Regions from separate parts of the Mus musculus genome. Here regions 2, 3 and 4 are each linked to region 1. A link is a loop called in an ENCODE intact Hi-C map of the cell type or tissue named here. Cell type or tissue: left cerebral cortex. All regions are shown on one strand. Each heading gives the region's core, and the rest is flanking DNA. Links, peaks and the distances in the headings are about the cores only. Region 1 has its middle 9.1 kb from the start of Slc39a2. Region 2 holds the start of Arhgef40 (Rho guanine nucleotide exchange factor (GEF) 40). Region 3 holds the start of Zfp219 (zinc finger protein 219). Region 4 overlaps Zfp219 (zinc finger protein 219).

Region 1 (4,745 bases), core at 404-4,403:
AATAGCATTTTTAAGCTTGGGAAAGAGGAGCTGTTGTAGAGATGTCATCAATATCATGTCCTTTAAGAAAACCGACTGAGGGGCTGGAGAGATGGCTCAGCGGTTAAGAGCACTGGCTGCTCTTCCAGCCGTCCTGAGTTCAGGTCCCAGCAACCACATGGTGATGGAATCTGATGCCCTCTTCTGGAGTCTGAAGACGGCTACAATATATTTATTTATTATATGTAAGTACATTGTAACTGTCTTCATACCTGCCAGAAGAGGGCATCAGATCTCTTTAAGGATGGTTGTGAGCCTCCATGTCACCTTTGCGTTACCTAGAGTACATTTTAGATGGATCATTCAGCAAGAGAGTAAACTCGGACACAGAGTGCTACGTACCACAGGGCACTGCTGCTTATAAGTTCATCCTATTTGTGATTCAAGAAGGTCACAGTCAAAGGGACTTCTTTTTAGGATTTTACTCACTGATGGATTCCAGGGGATCTGGGAGCAAAATGATGGTTCTGTAAGAGGCCGTTAAGCAATTATGAGTAACAACCATGGGGATTCAGATGTCTTGTAGCTGTCGCAGGTTCCTTCTTGGACTCTCGAGGCAAAAGGAGGGGGCTGGGGAGATGGCTCAGCATGTACAGTCCTTGTGCCACCATGACGACCTGTGTTCTGATCCCTAGCATACACTGAAAAAAAAAAATCTGGGTTTGACTGTGCACGTATAATCCCATGGCTGGGAGGCAGAGACAGGAGGACCCCAGGGGCTCACTAGTGGGCTAGCCTAGCCCATCAGTGGACACCATTTTCAGTTGGGACCTAGTATTGAGAGAACATTCTTCCTGAGGGTGTGGGGCTAAGCACTGTATGTCTCCTCATGACGCCCCAATAACAAAGCAAAGCTCAGCTCTATCAGAGTTCACCCTGGGGGGCCACCGAGTTCACTAAGCTTTCATAGAGATTATGGGTAACTTTAAGGCAGGTACCCTGGAAGGTCTGTACCCAGCCTAGGTGGTGACTCCCCGTTTGCGGCTCAGGTGGAGCTCTCGTCTAGTGTTCCCTGGGCTGTAGACTGTAGACTGCTCCCTCCCCAGGACTCCCAGGCCTCATGGAATTTGGCACAAAGGGCTGAGTTCTCAGGTGAGGGTCCTGTGACCCTGCTTCCTGCCTACGTGCCAACACGCCCAGGCGTGCTGATCTTTTACAAGCAGGAGTGACAACGGTGGCTGTTTGATTTAGAGGGTTGGGCTGGATGACACCCAGTCTCAAAAAATTAGGCGTAGAGTGATGGAGGAATCAACCCAAAGTCCACCTCTGCCTTCACACGTAGGTGTACAGACATAAACACTCAGGAGTACACTGTGAACATGCGCATGCGCGCGCGCACACACACACACACACACACAAATATGAAGGAGAAAGCACTTTATGAATTATGTAGATAGAATATTGTTTGCGATCATTAAAGCTTGCTTTATGGAAATCCCAACTGTCGCATTTCTTCAATGGCAGTGAGTGGGAAACTGGGCCCCTTGACATCAAGTGCTCACATTCCAACACGGTAGTGAGCCACTGTGTCCTTGTTGCTGAGGCTTTTCTTTCTTGTGCTGGGGATTGGACCCAGGACCTTGTGCGTGCTAGGCCAGTGCTCTACTACTGAGCTGCAGCCTTACCCCTAAGCCTATTTCCATGTTGTAGGCCAGTGTCAGAAGAGGGCGTTAGTGGGTTAGAGTTAGCTGCTGGATGGGTGTTGGGTCAGACAAAAAAGATTGCTGAAATGCCACAGGGAAAGAATGCAAAGCATGTAATCACTGGGGTCATTTAGCCCAACGTAAGGAAAAAGTGAAGCCCTAAGACCTCAACCAGCCTTTACTGGTAGAGCTGCTGTTGTGTATTATGGAAGGGAAGAGGAATCTTTGCTTGGTATCTGCCTACGAAAGTAGTACTGTTAGCAGAGTGATTTTCACATTTCATTTAAGTGTACATGTATGTGCATACAACTATAGGTGTTTCTGCTCCAGAATCTAAGGCAGGTGAAGAGGTGTTTTGCAGGAACTTGGGGGAGGACATTTGGTGTCTCTGGTTGACCCTAGTTTTTGGACCTACATAGTCTAGTTCACCTGTGGAGTCACAGCGCCGCCCTGTGGCCAGCCCCCAGTCTTACAGCCCTATTGTTCATGAACATAAGGCAGCCCTGAAACCAAGACCTGCTTTGAATCTTGTTTTTTTCCTAAGGAATTTGAGTGTCTTCCAGACATTAGGGGCAGGTGAGGTAAGAAACAGCTCAAGAGAATGAGAAATCAGAACAGAGTGAAAAAGGACCTTACAGTCAGTTTGAAGCTCTTATGAGTTTCATAATGACATTTTGGCCAGCCCTACATATATCTCACCACTTATGTGACAATAGACCCACAGTATTCTCTTACAGACGCCAATGGCTTCTTGGGTTGTGTAGCACATTCTCCAGTGTTTTCTCAACGACAAAAACATTACTGAATATATGCTTCTCAGAACATATCCTTGTCTTTAAGCAATATATAATTGTACAGACCTTACAGTAGGCAGAAGTGAAACCAAGATCAGAAGAAAGGTTGGAGTGGGAACAGCACCATTGAAAGGTAAGTCAGGAGTAACCTGAAAAGAGGGATGGATTCCGACCTGAGACTCAGGGTTCAGCAAGGATATATGGTGCCCGGAGCAATTTAACTCTCCCTCATGATGGTGAATTCATAGAAAATATAGGGTATACTCTGATAGGACCAGGTAGAGTCACTACGAACACAAAACCAGAAACCAAAACTAAAAACAAACAAAAAAACAAAACCAAAACCAACCAACCAAAGAAACAAAAAATCACCAAAACAAAACAAAACAAAACAAAACAAACAAAAAAACCCAACCCAAACCAAACAAAACCCCAAACCATCTTTTATATAGGCTGGGAATTTGTAAGCATCCCCAGAGATTGCATTTGAGGCATAATCTATTTTTGCTTCCTCTTTGCTAGTGCAATGGGCATCTCCTCAGGTTGCCGAGGGTGTCTGTGCTCCCACCCCAGCTCTGTAAGCTCTGGCATTGTTCTTTACACTCCACAGCTTCTTCAGGGAAGGACCGAGAGGCACAGGTTACCCCAGCAGAGTGAGTCTGAGGCTTTCACTCAACTCTCTCTTTGGTCCTGGGGATCAAACCCAGTTCCTCACTCACACTAAGCAAGGAGCCGTCAAATGTTGATCTTTGCCTGAAGACCTGTTCTTTCTGCTCCAGTAAAGTCTCTGAACTCTAGTTTCTCTTGCATTCCTCACAAACTGTTTTCCTGCGACTGCAACGTAGAAACCAAACCACACCACATCAGTCCCTCGGCCTTAAAGCAGAGGCAGGAAAGGTCCAGAAGGGTTACTTCAGACAATGCTGTGGACTGGCCTCAGTTGGCCCCCCTCAATCCGCAGGAGAAATCAGGGTCCTGGTACAGGTGGACAGGGAATCGGTGAAAAAGTGACAAACAGACAGGAACACAAGGGGGTGTTGTATCTGAATGTAATTTGTCAAGTGAGCATCAGTCTTACACATTACAGAAAACAAAGAAGTTAAGTGATAGATTAAGGTCATCCAAGTTACATTGAAGTTATCTGATGCAAAATTACTTTTACAACAAAACAGAGGAATGCGTACTAAAAGCTAACAGGAACCAACTGGGATAAAATCAGTGTTAGCAACTGGGATCAAAAACAGCCCCACTGCCGGGTGTGGTGGCGCACGCCTTTAATCCTAGCACAAGGGAGGCAGAGGCAGGCAGATTTCTGAGTTCGAGGCCAGCCTGGTCTACAAAGTGAGCTCCAGGACAGCCAGGGCTATACAGAGAAACCCTGTCTCAAAAAAACCAACAAAACAAAACAAAACAAACAAACAAACAAAAACCAGCCCCACCTAAGGTCAGCTTTAACTTAGAAGCCAGGGGCAAGGGCTTCATGCCCTTGCCATAGTTCCAATTGTAGTCTATTGTATAGTCCACCTTCCCCCTGCGCTCTAGGAAATTCCTGTGTATGGGAGTGACTCTGCTACTGTTTTAAGTATACTATGTAGATTAGCTCTGAGATTACTAGCTCTATTCTAGTGAACTGTAATGCCTGATTACTTTCACTGTCTCTTACAATACTAGAGGTAATTCTAAATGTTACTGAATAGATAAGATTCTCACTGAATTCCAAGCCCAGGGTTGGCTCAAACACTGCCTAGGACATTGGAACACTGGTGGAGGCTATTCTAACTTAGCTATATGTCAAAATCAATTCTTAGAGGCTCTTATAATAAAACAATATTGAGGGAAAGCCCACAGATTCGTTCACCGACTAAAGCAAGGACAGATTTGGGGCATTCGTTTTACAGGATGCCACGGTTCAAGGAGACTAAGTTTCCGTGAACTTTTCACCTCAGGACTGCCTCCAGGATTTTAGGCCTGTCACGAGAGTCACTACTGGAGTGGGTGTGGCAAGACAACAGCTTATTGGTAGCTGAAATAAGAAGCTGGCTTCTTGAAGGTTGGTTGGAAGCCTAATTCTTATTTCTTCTTCTTCTTCTTCTTCTTCTTCTTCTTCTTCTTCTTCTTCTTCTTCTTCTTCTTCTTCTTCTTCTTCTTCTTCTTCTTCTTCTTCTTCTTCTTCTTCTTCCTTCTTCTTCTTCCTTCTCCTTCTCCTTCTCCTTCTCCTTCTCCTTCTCCTTCTCCTTCTCCTTCTCCTTCTCCTTCTCCTTCTCCTTCT
Region 2 (4,745 bases), core at 413-4,412, 81 kb before region 1:
AGTTAGGATCCGGGGAGCTACTGCTTGAGCAGCGAAGCAGCTGCAACCCATTAGGGGCGGTGAGCTCATGGCTGAACAAGAGTCGCAGCCACAGGAAACGGCCTCGGCAGGAGGGGAGGAGGGGTCTGGAGCAGGCGGAGGTGGGCAGGAGCCCAAGACACCAGGCCTCTGGTCGGCTGGGACCAAACGACGGGCGAGACTGAGTCAGCGCTCACTGGCCTAGTTCCTGTCTTGCTCCAACCCTCTGAGCAGGGTGATGCTTCCCAGACTCTCCGTAGACATTGCCCTGGCAGGGCCTCTCCCCCTCCTCCACTCTGCAATGAGCATTATAGGCTGCACCCGCCTGGGCAGTGGGCGCTCTCCCCGTAGTACTTCATAGTACTTCTGGCCGGAAAGTTCCGGGCTTAGTGTTCACTCTGGTTGACATGGGCTTCTGGTACCCTGAGCTGCTGCTCTCCGAGCCTCTGCTCTACAGGATTCCATCCAGATCCCTCCCTGCAGCGACAGTGCTCTGAGGCAGGCACTGTCAGGAACAGCTCAGTTCCCTGCAGCTGCATGAACCTCGGGGAACTTTGTCCCAAAAACTATGGTTTTGGCTCTGGCAACGTCACGCCCATTGGTACTGCGGAACACCCCCTACCCACCCCCAAACAGCCCCCTTTCTGTGAGGGAATTTCCCTTTGGACATGCCCTTTGGCCCTGGCCCAGCCACAGCTGTGGCTAGTCCCTCAGGGCCGGATGGGTGGGCCCATCTCACCGGGTTTGGGGACTGGGATGGAAAATGGTGGTTCCAGGCAGGTCAGTTCTCATGACCCAGGACAGTGCCCTTTCAAGGGCTGCCGCCAGACCAACTCGCAGAGGGTCTCCAGGAGTGAAAAACTGAGATAGGGAGGGGGAGGGAAAACTCAGCAAAAGAAGACTGGGTAGGACCAAAAAGACCGGGGGTGGGATGTGTGCAAAGACCATCGAAGGATGGGGAGGTGGCACAGAAGAAAGAAAGGGTCATGGCAATACTCGGTAGGGACTGAGCAGGCAGCAGGACCGCAGATCGAAGAAAAGAAGGGGGGATGGGAGGGTGGAGAGTCTCCGAAGCGCCAAGGAGCGCTAAGCGGGCACAAGAGGCACGGGGCTGGGGGCCCGGAGCGGGCTGCGCGAAGGCCGAGGGGACACCGGGGTGCTTCGCGGGACTCACCATGGCTCGGCGTCGGGAGGTGTCCCACTCTCCGGCGGGCGGGCGGGGCGGGTGAGCCACCGCCTCCCTCCGGGCGCTCAGTCTCGCCGGGTCTAGCTGCAGGACAACTCGCGCGGCGACCGCGGCTCTCCCCGCTCGTTCGGCAGCCCAGGCCGCGGGGGCCCCGCCAGGGAGGGCCGAGACGGCCGCCTGCACCGCCCCGCCCAGCCCGGGACCCCAGCCGAGAAGCCCCCCCAACCCTGGCCACAAGCCTCGCCTCCGCTCCCCTGGCTGTCTGCTGCCAGCCCGCCCCGCCCCCTCCGAGAACCGCCCAGCTGAGGACGCCCCGGGTTTCCCGCGTCTTCTTCGCTCTGCGGGATCAGTTCAGCCTCAGCTCGGGACCCTGCAGGGGACCCGCCTAGGTCCCAGGTTGCCCGGCGGCCAAAAGCCTTCTTCCATCTCTAGGGTCCATGACACATCTCCGGTCCGTGGCAAGGCTTGGCAAGGTCCTGGGGCCCAGGTCGATCCACAGCCTTTAGTTCCCTTTAGGTAGAGCTGAAGGCCGGGAAATTAGGGTATTCCCCCAAGCCTTGGGCGTTTGCCCGCCCTTCTTCCCCTTCCACCTTCTTGGGTCTCAAGGCTCCATGAGACTACAATGGGCTCCTGTGTGCAGCCTGGGGAGGGCGGGGGATGAGGGGAATTACGAAGTAAAGGCTTGGCATGTGGGGTGGGGGGATATGTGTCACGGCTGAGAGGCCAGGGCCCCGGGATCAGGATCCCTCTGTAGGGTCTGGGGGCGTTTGCGGAGTTGCTCCACGCTGCCTTTGCCTTTTTCTCTACCTTAGACCCCTGTTGCTCTGCGGTTAGAGAAGGGGAAGCAACAGTTCCCGGATTAGACCCCACGCTTTAGTACTGATGTCAGATCTTTCCTTCTTGTTGCAGGGCGATAGTGGCCCATATGCTAGGGCTTTTGGCAGTGACTATTATCTTACACTTCAGACAAAAGGGGCTAGGCTCCTTTAATTTTTTTTTTTTTTTGCCTCACCTACAAACTCGAGTATCACTTCTACATGGAAGTGAAGGCCGAGTGGGGTCTCTCAAAAAGGCTTGAGGAACCGCAGCACATCAAGGGGTTGCCCTGCCTGTCTCTGAGTCACAGACTGGTCCAAAAGGTGGACATTTGGGAGGCGATCTGAAAGGTACTCATTTCCCAGAGAGATCGTGAAGGTGTTGGCATTGCAGTTAGAGGGTAAAGTTTATTTAGAAGACGTGTGGTAGTGGATACAGTCGATGAGGCTTGGAGCAGGAGGAGAAGAAAGGGCCTCCATGACAGGCTCTTTTCATCTTAGGATGCTACATTCTGCCCCTTTTCCTGTGGGTCTGGAGAAGGGAGAAACTTAATTCATGGGGATGACACGAGCCCTCTGGTTCATAGGGTTAAAAAAGAATCTCAAGCAGGGAAAACCCTGTGATTAACCGGCAAGAACTGTGGAGCTATCTCCAACCTTCCAGTTAAGGTAGACTCTTCAGTCTCCTTGTTATTAATGACCAAGAGAGTGAGATTTTACTACCCCCTGGTGTCTGCCTGGTAAATACTGCCCAGCAGCAGGTTGTAGAGGCCTTCTAGGGAAGTTTTTTTTCAGAGGATTTTCTGTAAACCTTACTCATCAAATCTAGTTCACCCATTCTCGGTCTGGAACGATTGAACCTTCCCTTATTGGAACTTAAGATTCCTTATGCTCAAATCATTTGGTAGAATCCAGGGACACCCATAGCTAGGCAGTGAGATATAAACATATATCATGGGAAAAAAGATCCATTCAAAAGCTTTGAACTGGTGGCGTGAAGGAGTTTGGATTTAGGTTCTGAGATATAAGTTATCCCTTCTTACCATGAGTTTCAGTACATGGTGTGTGCTTACAGTGGTTAACAGCCCTTTCTCCGTAGGGAACTCTTACCTACCAGTGTGCATACAATGCAGTCTGAGTTGGTGTGTGCTCTTTGGTAGGTGATGTGAAGGGATAGCATAAAGCAGAGATAGAGAAGATACCAAGCTAACAGGTCCTCTCCTGCATCACAGATACTTTTCAATGTGGTTTATATATTTTTATTTATTATTTATTTTTATTAGATTTTTTCTTTATTTACATTTCAAATGCTATTCTGAAAGTTCCCTATACCCTCCCTCCGCCCTGCTTCCCTACCCACCGACTCCTGCTTCTTGGCCCGGGTGTTCCCCTGTACTGGGGCAAATAAAGTTTGCAAGAACAAGGGCCTCTCTTCCCAGTGATGGCCGACTAGGCCATCTTCTGATACAAATGCAGCTAGAGACACGAGTTCTGGGGGTACTGGTTAGTTCATATTGTTGTTCCACCTATAGGGTTGCAGACCCCTTCATCTCCTTGGGTACTTTCTCTAGCTCCTCCATTGGGGGCCCTGTGTTCCATCTTATAGATGACTGTGAGCATCTACTTCTGTGGTTTATATATTTCGAGTTCTTTCGAACCTAGAAAATTCCTACATATTTCATAGAAGAAGACATTTCATTTTATTGAAATGATGTAACTTTGAATATATACTGTACAGTACTTGGGAAAGCCAGGGCTTGTGTCCAGCTGTCTGACTCCACATTTTCACTCTTAACCAAGTTGTAAGTTATAGTAGTTTAGCTGTCAAAGTACATACAAGAACTTTATTATACCACCTTTTCTACCACCTCACTGTCCCATTAATATAATGTTGCTTTTGTAATAGTGCTGAGTGTCTAAAAGTGGTAAATGTGTCTCTGTGGACCAAAGGAGAAAGAAAGTCCACTTCTATCTAGACTTGGTATAGAATAATAGTTAAATCAATTCCTAAGAAGTGTTCTGTATGGTTGCAATGGAGAAGCTGTGCATGGAGTTACCCTAACGTGGGGGGAAGGCAGAAGAAACAGCTGTGTGTGTAACGTGTACTGCCTAGGTAATGAGCTGCAACATACCAGCCATGCATAGAGGGTTGATGCTTTGGGCTGCCCACCAATCCTTAGCCACCTGAGGAGGAGCTGTGGTAAGGGTCCTGCTTCAGTTCTGTACCTCAGTCAAGAGAAAATTGGAGGACCATAAAGGGGAGTTTTAGGATCAGATATGAAGGGATGTGTTCTTGTTAGCAGCACTTTCCAAGGAAACTGGGTATCAAAAGTTAGTTGTTTTAGGATAAGAATAAATAAATATTGCATTGGCTCTATTTGGTGTGATTTTTCTGTTTTACGTTACTTTTTGATTGATAACATTTCTTTAAAAGTTTATAACTCGGGGGCTGGAGAGATGGTCCAGCAGTTAAGTACATTGATTGCTCGTCTGAAGAAGGTCCTGAGTTCAATTCCCACATGGTGGCTCACAACCATCTGTAATGCAATATTCTGGTGTGTTTGAAGATGGCTAAATGTATTCATCTACAAGTAAATAAAGTTAAACGAAAGCTTATAACTTGTGGGGCTGGAGAGATGGCTCAAGGATTAAGGGCACTCAGACCTGGACTCAATGGTCCCAGAATTCACACAGTGGCTCACAACTGTCTGTAACTGTAGTTCTAG
Region 3 (4,745 bases), core at 341-4,340, 120 kb before region 1:
TGCTCTTCTAGAGGACCCAGGTTCAATTCCCAGCACCCGAATGGTAGCTCTGTACTGTCTGTAACTCCAGTCCCAGGGAACCCCATTCTCTTTCCTGCCCTCTATGCGCATTTCAGTCATGAGGTGTACTTTCAAGCATGCACACAAAACGTTCATACACATAAAAATAAGTAAAAAATTTAAATAGTAATTAAAAAAAAAAGCCTTGGAAGAGGCAAAGGAGAGACAGCAACAACGCAAGGGGAGAAGTGCAGACATTTGGACGAGCCTTTGCTGTCCTAGGTCTCCTGTTGGTCTCTTAAATACAAGAATCTTGACAATGTTCACATCTTCCTTATGTCCATCTAGGGCATTGCATTTCAAGGCAGGGAGGAGTGATTTTGATCCTTTGGGGGCTAGCCAGCAAAGTTTGGAAAACATATCTGGTTGTCATAGTAGTAGGGAGGTCAAGTAGATATTGGTCAGTAATGAAGGGCAGGACAGAGCAGTCTTCCACAACAAAAACTGGTATGATCCAAATACCAAAAATGTCAAAATGAGTGTGGTCGGTTGAATAGGTCTGGCACCCATAGATACATGTGTGTGAAGGCTCAGGCATAGGAAGTGGCACTATTTGGAGGTGCTCCCTTATTGGAGGAGGTGTAACCTTGTTAGAGGAAGTTTGTCACTGTGGATGTGGGGCTTTGTGGTCTTAAATGCTCAAGCTATGCCCAGTGTGAAATACAAAAATCTAGTCTCCTTCTGCTGCCTTCAGATCCAGATGTAGAACTCTCAGCTCTTTCTCCAGTACCATGTTTATCTGGATGCTGCCATGCTTCCCACCATGATGATAATGGATTAAACCTCTGCATCCACAAACCAGCCCCAATTACATGTTTTCTTTTATAAAAGTTGTCTTGGTTATGATGTTTCTTCACAGCAATGAAACCCTAACGAATGAGAAGAAACTCTGTTTTTGGAATACCAGTCATCTTACATTATAGTCTTGCCTGGGCTCAGTCATTCAGATTAGAGAGCATGGGTGTATCAACTAAAAATTATCGAACTGGAGAGATGACTCAGCAGCTAAGAGCAGTTGTTGCTCTCTCAGAGGAGCTGGCTTCAGTTCTATTCCCACAATCATCCACATAGCAGTTCACAAACATCCATAATTCCAGTTCCAAGGGATCTGAAGGATTCTTCTGACCTCAGGCACCAGGCACACATACATACTCACAGGCAAAACAGTCACATAAAATAAATTTTAAAATGAAAAAAAATATCACCTATAATATACATGTATTGATGTACATATGTATTATATATGTATATACTACAAGAGGCTGGAGAGGTTAAAAGTACTTGCTGTTCTTACAGAAGATCTGAGACAGACAGGTGGATTTCTGTGAGTTTGAGGCCAGCTTGACCTATATACAGACTTCTAGGTCAGCCAGTATTACACAGTAGGACCACATCTTGAAAAAAACAACTCACTACATGTGATGATGCACACTTGTAATTCCAGCACTCAGGAGACAGAGACGGGATGATCACTGTAAACTTGAGGATAACCTGGTCTTCAGATTAAGTTTTGGGCCAGCCACTGGCTTTTTAAACTACAGATGTTATACGAATATTGTGATAACGAAAAATAGCACCAACCAAAAATGCTTTCCCACCTTCAGAAACAATCACCCTGCAGTCCAGTTTAGGGCAGTCTCCTAGTCCTTGGAGACCTTAATCACGCGTTTGCAGACCCCTTTGTATTAACTGGCACTACGGACCACACCACTGCCATCCTGCTCAGTGCATCAACTGGATATGGAATCTGCAGTAGTTGGGCCAGTCCAGATAGAGGTCATGGTATAGAGCAACAGTAAGCAGGCCTTAGACAAGAAAATGGCACCAGACACTACACGGCAGGCCCATGGCGTCCAGACACCACACGGATTATCTCTCACTAAGATGAGGAGAATCGTACTTCTAGGCGAATTAACTAGGCCAAGCAGGCAGGTCCACCTCCCGTTGTTGCTGGGCTCCAGGCCAGGAATGTATAACAGACTGGAGGCCTAGTGGAGTCTGATGCCTCCTGTACCGCCCTCCGTCCAGGTCAGGTTTCCCGGATGTTCAATGACGCATGCGATGGGGGGCGGGGTTGGGGAAGTCTGGTGAGACTTCACAAAGTGGAGAGGAGATTCTTTGCTCTAACCAAGCTACTTTCTAGTGCCATTTCTAGAAGGAAGACTTTTGTGATACCTCAACCCGGACAAGAGGCCACGAGGTGGCAGCAGAGGACTCAGCCTGAAACTTAAACCCCCGAGCCAAAAAAGCAGGTCGAGAAACGGAAGAGAACTCACTTGGGAGATATCGTCAGTTGTAGTCAAAGTCAGAATAAATGACTGAATTTCAAAGAAACGAGAGTAATATTCATCAGAATGGGGTTTCCCCGCCCCAACTCTCACAGGCTTAAGTTGCAAAGGAAGTCGTCCAACTTGAACTGTCTCTTCTAAGAGAATAGAAGGGGTCGTGACCTTTAAAAAGTGACGTCAGCAGGAGCCTTGTCACAATCTCTTTTTGTTAAGTTCTAATTGAAATAAAATGGGTGACCTCCATAGAGGCTGCCAGATCGGTGCAGAATGGGTCAGATGGCGTGGTCACTAGGAGCATGGTAGCCATGCAGAATTCTAGAGTAGCCAGGGACTCTGGCCCAGTCAGGGTGGCGAGGGTAGTCATGAGAAACAGAGAAGACTCCCTTTTGGCTTGTAGCATGCAAAAGGTAACAGACAGAGGAGGAGCCTGAAGCAATCTCCTGATTTATATGCTAATGTACCTGCCTTTCCACATTCCCTTACCAACCCCACTCCCAGCTGACCATCAAAACTCTCTTCCAGTATTGCAAAATATCCCCCCCCACCCCCACCCCCCCGCAGGCAAACTGACCTTTTCCTGGAAAGCAATGTCTAGAGGGGTAGTTTCATGTTTAACCCCTCCAACACAGGTGTGTTTCACCAGAGCTACAGAAACCGCACTGTACATCCCAACCCCCCAATTCTTCTAGTTGTTTTCTGGTTTTTCAAAACAATTGAGTTTTCCTGTGTAGCCCCAGAGGTCCTAGAGTTAGCTCTGTAGACCAGGCTGGCCTTGAACTCAGAGTGATCCTCCTGCCTCTGCCTTCTGAGAGCCAGGATTCAACCCAAATTTTTGCCATCTATTTGCATAATGCAGAACTTGACACTTCAGTCTACTGAACTATAGGCTGAATCTGACCCTTGAATTAAAAAAAACATTTTTTTTATTATTAATACTTAAAATAAGAGTGTTCTAAATTTCTGACTTCTATTCAAATCCGGAAACCATGGCACTACCGGAGCCAGAGCTGCCCACGGCAGTAGCTGGTGGAGTTGAGGACAGACATCCATTTAGCAGTGTGTACTGCTGAGTTCCCAGCAGTTCTCACTTCACAGGCAATCTAGTTCACTCACTTACACCATTATCTGCCTTCTTAGACAATTTATTTTCCACCTCTCAAGGGCCTCATCATTTTAGAGGTCTTGTGCATGACTCTATTTTCGCCATATGATTCAGTAAGATAAGCAGAAGAAGCATGGTGTAATGGCCATGCAAATGAAGTGTAGTTCAGACAGATCTTATGCGCTCAAGCAACAGAGCCAGAATCTAGGTCTCCTGACGCCTGGTCTTGTTTTTCTCCCACTAAGAATTTCACACGGAAGCTCACTGAACTAAACAAGGAGAAATAGGCATGGTTGCTAGTAGACAAATCCCAACTGCGGAGCCATTCAAGCTTCACCACAAATTTCCAACCTTTTCCTTAAATTGTTTGCTCCCCCTCATATTCTATAGTATCTTCCCCAGGAAACTGAGTGAGGCTTTACGACTTAATTTGGCCAACCAATTGTGATGGAAGTTAACATGTATCCATTTGGCGAGCAGCACTGCAGAATTCATAAACAATTCTTCACACTTAGTTCACGATGTAGTGGGGGAGGCAAACTTATGGTGACACAGTAGGGTCTTCATACAGTAAGGCTCAGTCAAGCATGGTGAGTGGCACGTGCCTTTAACTCCAGCACTTACAGGCATGTGGATCAAGGTCTACATGGCAAGTTCCAGGCAGGCAAAGATACATGTGAGACCCTGCCTTTTAGAAAAGAAAAGAAAAGAAAAGAAAAGAAAAGAAAAGAAAAGAAAAGGAAAGAAAAGAAAAGGAAAAAAAATTGAGCCTCCAGCATCTTAGGATCTTAATAATTTACAATGAACAAAGGCCCTTGTCGGTTATTCTGGACACAAAGTAATGAGAAATAAAACCAGAGGTTTTGGCCCTGAGTGTTCAGCATTGTTAAGAGACCCATTTATACGGTCCTTGAGTTTCTCTTAAGATGCAGAATGCAATATCCAGGTTTCCGATTACCGCGGTAAAAGCTGGAAGACAGCTAATTGCTGTTTTCTCTTTATAGTTTCTTTGGCCACTACGTCCTGACTTTGAAGAAAAATATTCTTTTCTCAGAGCCCTTCACTATCCCTGCAGTTTGATTGGGGGAAGAGAAAACATGGAGGAGGCCCGGATTGCGTTCTCTCCATTCCAGAGCCTGATCCCAGATCTGTCTCCACCCACTAATACTCACACGTAACTTTGTCATAGGGCGACTATTACCACTCCCAAGGTGTCACAAACAGAAAGGATCTGCAGCTGGCGCCACTGCAATGTCAAGGCAAGCCAGCCAGGCTGCGCTCTAGCCTCACTGGTA
Region 4 (4,745 bases), core at 513-4,512, 110 kb before region 1:
GTTTCACAGAAGGTGAACCCACAGGATAACTGATTACTGGAGGCTGTAAGGCCTAGGCTTGCAGTAGCCTCTACTCCTTAGTTCTATTCTAACTCCTTTATGCAATTGTCAGTGAGCCTGCTAAGGCTGTTGGTCCCAGTAACAGCCTCATTTGGAGGACTCATAGGCCAGGAAAGGATGCCTGAATTTGGACCCATAGAAGCACACACATTAAGCGGCATTGGTTTTCTACTGATGTTTGAGCAGGACATCTTGCTTATTTTGACTCTCAAAAGTCAGATTCCGCATGTGACAAGGGTTTGCCCCTTCATAAAGCCTTGCCCCCCTCCACTAAATGTTGAAAATTAAAAAAGCTTTGGACCCCCAGTGTTTTCTTTGCTGATAGGTAGGGCTGACTCCTGGCCCAGTACTCTTCAAATCTGTAAGTAAAGTAATGCTTGGGTCCTCTTAATTTTTCTTAGTAACCCATTTCAGTTTCATGAGTCTCATTGTAAGGAAGTTTTTTATTGAGTATTTATTATGTTTGAGGTTTAAAAAAAGAAGCTAGGCCCAAGTTCATCTAGCCTGAGCAAGATACAATTCTCTATGGAAGGAGGAAGGTAGATTAGATGACTTCTGGTCATCCACTGAAGCCTAAATTCCATGACCTTGTCAGCAGTTAAATAGCAGGGAAACCTCCCATTGCCTTCCTCTTCCTCAACTCTGTCCTTCCCAGCCCTGTGCTACACTTGTCACGGGTAGGGAATTTTAGATGGAGAATTTTAACCCCTTCCTGCTCCGAGCTTGTGTGGATCCCCTATCTGTGCAGATGGCAAGGCCCCGCCCCCCATCCCTCACTCCAGCCTCTTGAGCTCAGAGCCAGTGTAATCCTCCTCTTGTGTGAGGAAGCCTCTCCCCTGCAGAGAGGAGGAAAGCCCGCTTCGGAGCAGCTCTGGACAAAGGGGCTGAGATGCCCCGTCAAACCACAGGCTCCAAGGTTTGAAACGGGGTGAAACCTAAATGGGATTTGCAGTTTTTAACCCCTTCCCTAGACTGGTAGTGCCCCTTAACTTCCAGGCCTCCCCCCAACTCTCTTCATTCCCTCTGTAGCTGGCTCTCCCTTCACGCCCCTCCCCCTCTGTCTCCAGACTCTGCTGCTGGGAGGTGTTTCTCTCCCATGCATGAATGAGTCTCTGTAATGAATGGAAATGAATGGATCAGGAATCCAGGAAGGGGGAGGGGGAGGAGGAAGACCAGAAGACTGGGTGCCGGCAGAAGCTAGGAGGAGGAACCTGGAGGGCTTCTGGCTGGCTGGCCCTGGTCTGAGAGGAGCTAGTACCATTTGGATAACAGGAGTATGGCTAGCCCTCCACATTTGTTTATCCAGGGGCACAGCCCAACGCGAGTGGAAGAGGGGTATACTATGATGGCCTCCCACATTGTGTGTGTGTGTGTGTGTGTGTGTGTGTGTGTGTGGTGGCGGCGGCGGTTCTGGACTAGGTGTTTAAAACATCATTTGGGGGAGGAAGTCTGTATTTATCATACAAGTTGGCAGATGAAGGGATGCAAGTTTTGAGGACAGCAAATAAGAAGGCTGGAATACCCCAAGATCACAATAGGAAGAAGGGATGGGTTTCAAGGATACAGGCTGCTAAGTGGGGTGACTCTACTGCCAAAAGCCAGGGCTCATCTTTCCTCCAATCGCTCTGTCTTGTTTTAGCACCTCCGCACCTGTTGCCTTCATTAGCAGCTTTTCTTCTTCCTCCTTCCAATCCTCAGAACCAAAGAATGTGAAGGGGGTCCATGGAGGTGAGTGAAGTTCTGTCCTTGACCTGCAAAGTGCCTTCAGCGGGACACCCTCTCCTGCCTCCTTTTTTGTTTCTTTGTTTTTTAAACTTCGTATTATAGTAGCATACGTTATTAACTTGGCCCCGGTGTCCAACTTCCACTCATCCCACAGTTTCTGGAGGTGAGAGGTATCAAGGTACCTAGGTTAGGTCCCAATCTCCCAACCTCCATACACACTCTTCTTACTGTTCTTCGTGCCTTTGCATTTTTCTACATTCTACAGGGTGGTCTTTTCCACCCTGTCCTCTACGTGCATCTTTCCCCACAGGGCTCACGTCCCCGCATCCTGGTCGGCCACCTAGAGCCTTCCCCACCAGCCTTCGACGGCGAGCTGGATCTGCAGCGCTACTCCAACGGACCAGGTGTCAGTGGGACTCCAGGACCCGGCTCGCCTGGGATGGGAGCAGTGGGTTGGTCTGAGACTCGTGCAGGCGAACGGCGCTTCCCTTGTCCTGTGTGCGGAAAGCGCTTCCGATTCAATTCCATCTTGGCTTTGCACCTGAGAGCCCACCCGGGCGCCCAAGCCTTCCAGTGCCCACATTGCGGCCACCGCGCAGCGCAGCGGGCTCTGCTGCGCTCACACCTCCGAACGCACCAGCCGGAGCGTCCACGCAGCCCTGCTGCACGGCTGTTGCTGGAGTTGGAGGAACGCGCCCTGCTTCGCGAAGCCCGACTCGGGAGAGCCAGAAGCTCAGGCGGCATGCAGTCCAGCCCTGCCGCAGAGGGCCTGGCTCGCCCTCAGGTCCCTTCCTCATCTGCCTTCCGTTGCCCTTTCTGCAAAGGCAAGTTTCGCACCTCAGCGGAGCGGGAACGCCACCTGCATATCCTGCACAGGCCCTGGAAGTGCAGCTTGTGCAGTTTTGGCTCCAGCCAGGAGGAGGAGTTGCTGCACCACAGTCTGACGGCCCACGGGGCTTCCGAGCGCCCCCTGGCGGCTACATCTACGCCTGAACCCCCGCCTCCACCCCAGCAAGAACCCAGATCTGCCCTTGAGCCTGAGCCTGAGCCTGAACCTAGGCCAGAGCCTGACCGGGAGGCAAACCCTGCCCCAACTCCTGCACCTCCGGAGGAGCCCCCTGCGCCACCTGAATTCCGTTGCCAGGTGTGCGGCCAGAGCTTTACACAGTCCTGGTTTCTCAAGGGTCACATGCGCAAGCACAAGGCCTCCTTTGATCATGCGTGCCCCGTATGTGGTCGCTGCTTCAAGGAGCCCTGGTTCCTTAAGAACCACATGAAGGTGCACACCAGCAAGCTGGGTCCTTTGCGTGCTCCAGGCCCTGGCTCTGCACCTGCCAGGGCCCCTCAGCCTCCCGACCTGAGCCTACTGGCATATGAGCCACTGGGCCCTGCACTCCTCCTGGCCCCAGCACCCGCTCCGGCTGAGCGCCGAGAGCCCCCAAGCCTCTTAGGCTACCTGAGTGTACGAGCTGGGGAAGTACGACCCAATGGTGAGGGTGCTGACCCTGGAGGTGGCCGAAGCTATGGAGGGTTCCGCCCACTGCCTTCAGCTCTTCCCAACCGGGCTCGGCGACACCGTACAGAGGAACCAGAAGAGGAAGAAGAAGTGGTGGAGGCTGAAGAGGAGAGCTGGGCCCGAGGCAGGTCGCTGGGCTCTCTGACTTCCCTGCACCCCAACCCAGGTGAGGGGTCAGGACAGCCTGCACCTGCCGCGGGGACCCAGGCGAGATCCACGGCCACCCAAGGTATGTACACACTATTTTCTTGGGGGGTTGTGGCATTTGGTCCTCGAAACTTTGTCCCACACGCCTTTTCAGAAGACTTGCTTCGATTTCTCCTGGGCTTCTGTCCCCGTACTCCCTCTTTCTTTCTTTCTTTCTTTCTTTCTTTCTTTCTTTCTTTCTTTCTTTCTTTCTTTCTTTCTTTCTTTCTTTCTTTCTTCCTTCCTTCCTTCCTTCCTTCCTTCCTTCCTTCCTTTCTTTCTTTCTTTCTTTCTTTCTTTCTTTCTTTCTTTCTTTCTTTCTTTCTTTCTTTCTTTCTTTCTTTCTCCTGGGCTTCTGTCCCCGTACTCCCTTTTTCTTTCTTTCTTTCTTTCTTTCTTTCTTTCTTTCTTTCTTTCTTTCTTTCTTTCTTTCTTTCTTTCTTTCTTTCTTTCTTTTTTTTTTTTTTTTTTGAGACAGGGTTTCTCTGTGTAGCCCTGGCTGTCCTGGAACTCACTCTGTAGACCAGGCTGGCCTTGAACTCAGAAATTCACCTGCCTCTGCCTCCCAAGTGCTGTGATTAAAGGTGTGCGCCACCACGCCCGGCTCCCTTTTTCTTACTGGAAGTTTTGTGGTTTCCTAAGGGTATTAACTCTTTAACAAATCTATGTTCCCCCAAACCTCTTTCCTTTTGAGCCCAAAGGGATGGTGGGTATAATGGGTACCTGATTGGGACAAGGCAGCGAGACCCTATATCTTCCTTTTAACGTGTTGCAGAAGAAAACGGGCTGCTGGTTGGAGGGACACGATCTGAAGCGGGCCGTGGGGCCACTGGCAAGGACTGCCCCTTCTGTGGAAAATCTTTCCGCTCGGCGCATCACTTAAAAGTGCATCTCCGTGTGCACACAGGTGAGGGAGGCTTTCTGCATAGGGGAGGGTCTAGGAGGAAGAAAGGTAAGAGCAGCCAGAAGGCTGGAGGTTCTGCTGGCCACCCTTCAGGTTGGAAAGATCATCTAAATCACCTCGCGGGGAGTCAGCGTTTGCTCCTTGGGATGAAGTTTGTAAATTGAGCAAAATACATGTGGGTGTGCGAGTGGTAGTGATCCCGTGACCTACTCTTCCCAGGTGAGCGTCCCTACAAGTGTCCACACTGCGACTATGCAGGTACCCAGTCGGGCTCGCTCAAGTATCACCTTCAGCGTCACCACCGAGAGCAGAGGAGCAGTGCGGGTCCTGGGCCTCCCCCAGAACCCCCGCCAC

Evidence for each region. Hi-C counts contacts between places; a loop is a spot of excess contacts. Peaks named below come from ENCODE experiments on the same cell type or tissue, not always from the same donor. Only the 100,000 strongest peaks of a DNase experiment are listed, where the experiment ranks them.
Region 2: it touches region 1 in a loop (4-fold over the local background); 10 of 42 quality-filtered maps call a loop at or near these places.
Region 3: a loop joins it to region 1, with 7 times the contacts of the local background. A loop is called at or near these places in 21 of 42 quality-filtered maps.
Region 4: it touches region 1 in a loop (4-fold over the local background); 29 of 42 quality-filtered maps call a loop at or near these places.

What each region holds. Positions count from the first base shown.
Region 1 is chr14:51,900,383-51,905,127 of GRCm38, reverse strand. No RefSeq gene overlaps it. Among named protein-coding and RNA genes, the nearest start is that of Slc39a2, 9.1 kb to the right of the region's middle. In left cerebral cortex, for the core only: a CTCF peak has its summit at 2,128 (motif pointing left); a DNase peak (open chromatin) is centred at 2,118.
Region 2 is chr14:51,981,439-51,986,183 of GRCm38, reverse strand. It overlaps Arhgef40 (Rho guanine nucleotide exchange factor (GEF) 40), which reads right to left and starts at 1,351. Exons shown (of 24, transcript NM_198249.4): 1 at 1,193-1,351. The coding sequence starts at 1,195. In left cerebral cortex, for the core only: CTCF peaks have their summits at 495 and 2,760 (motif pointing left); DNase peaks (open chromatin) are centred at 472 and 1,401; H3K4me3 peaks cover 1,691 bases; H3K27ac peaks cover 1,374 bases.
Region 3 is chr14:52,020,639-52,025,383 of GRCm38, reverse strand. Zfp219 (zinc finger protein 219) reads left to right here and starts at 4,651. Exons shown (of 5, transcript NM_027248.2): 1 at 4,651-4,745. In left cerebral cortex, for the core only: a CTCF peak has its summit at 2,259 (motif pointing right); DNase peaks (open chromatin) are centred at 2,233, 2,537, 3,682, 3,982 and 1 more place; H3K4me3 peaks cover 903 bases; H3K27ac peaks cover 909 bases.
Region 4 is chr14:52,007,013-52,011,757 of GRCm38, reverse strand. It overlaps Zfp219 (zinc finger protein 219), which reads left to right. Exons shown (of 5, transcript NM_027248.2): 2 at 1,700-1,788; 3 at 2,096-3,530; 4 at 4,263-4,394; 5 at 4,611-4,745. The coding sequence starts at 1,783. Among named protein-coding and RNA genes, the nearest start is that of Tmem253, 7.5 kb to the left of the region's middle. In left cerebral cortex, for the core only: a CTCF peak has its summit at 2,738 (motif pointing left); DNase peaks (open chromatin) are centred at 857, 1,170 and 2,710; H3K4me3 peaks cover 376 bases; H3K27ac peaks cover 1,367 bases.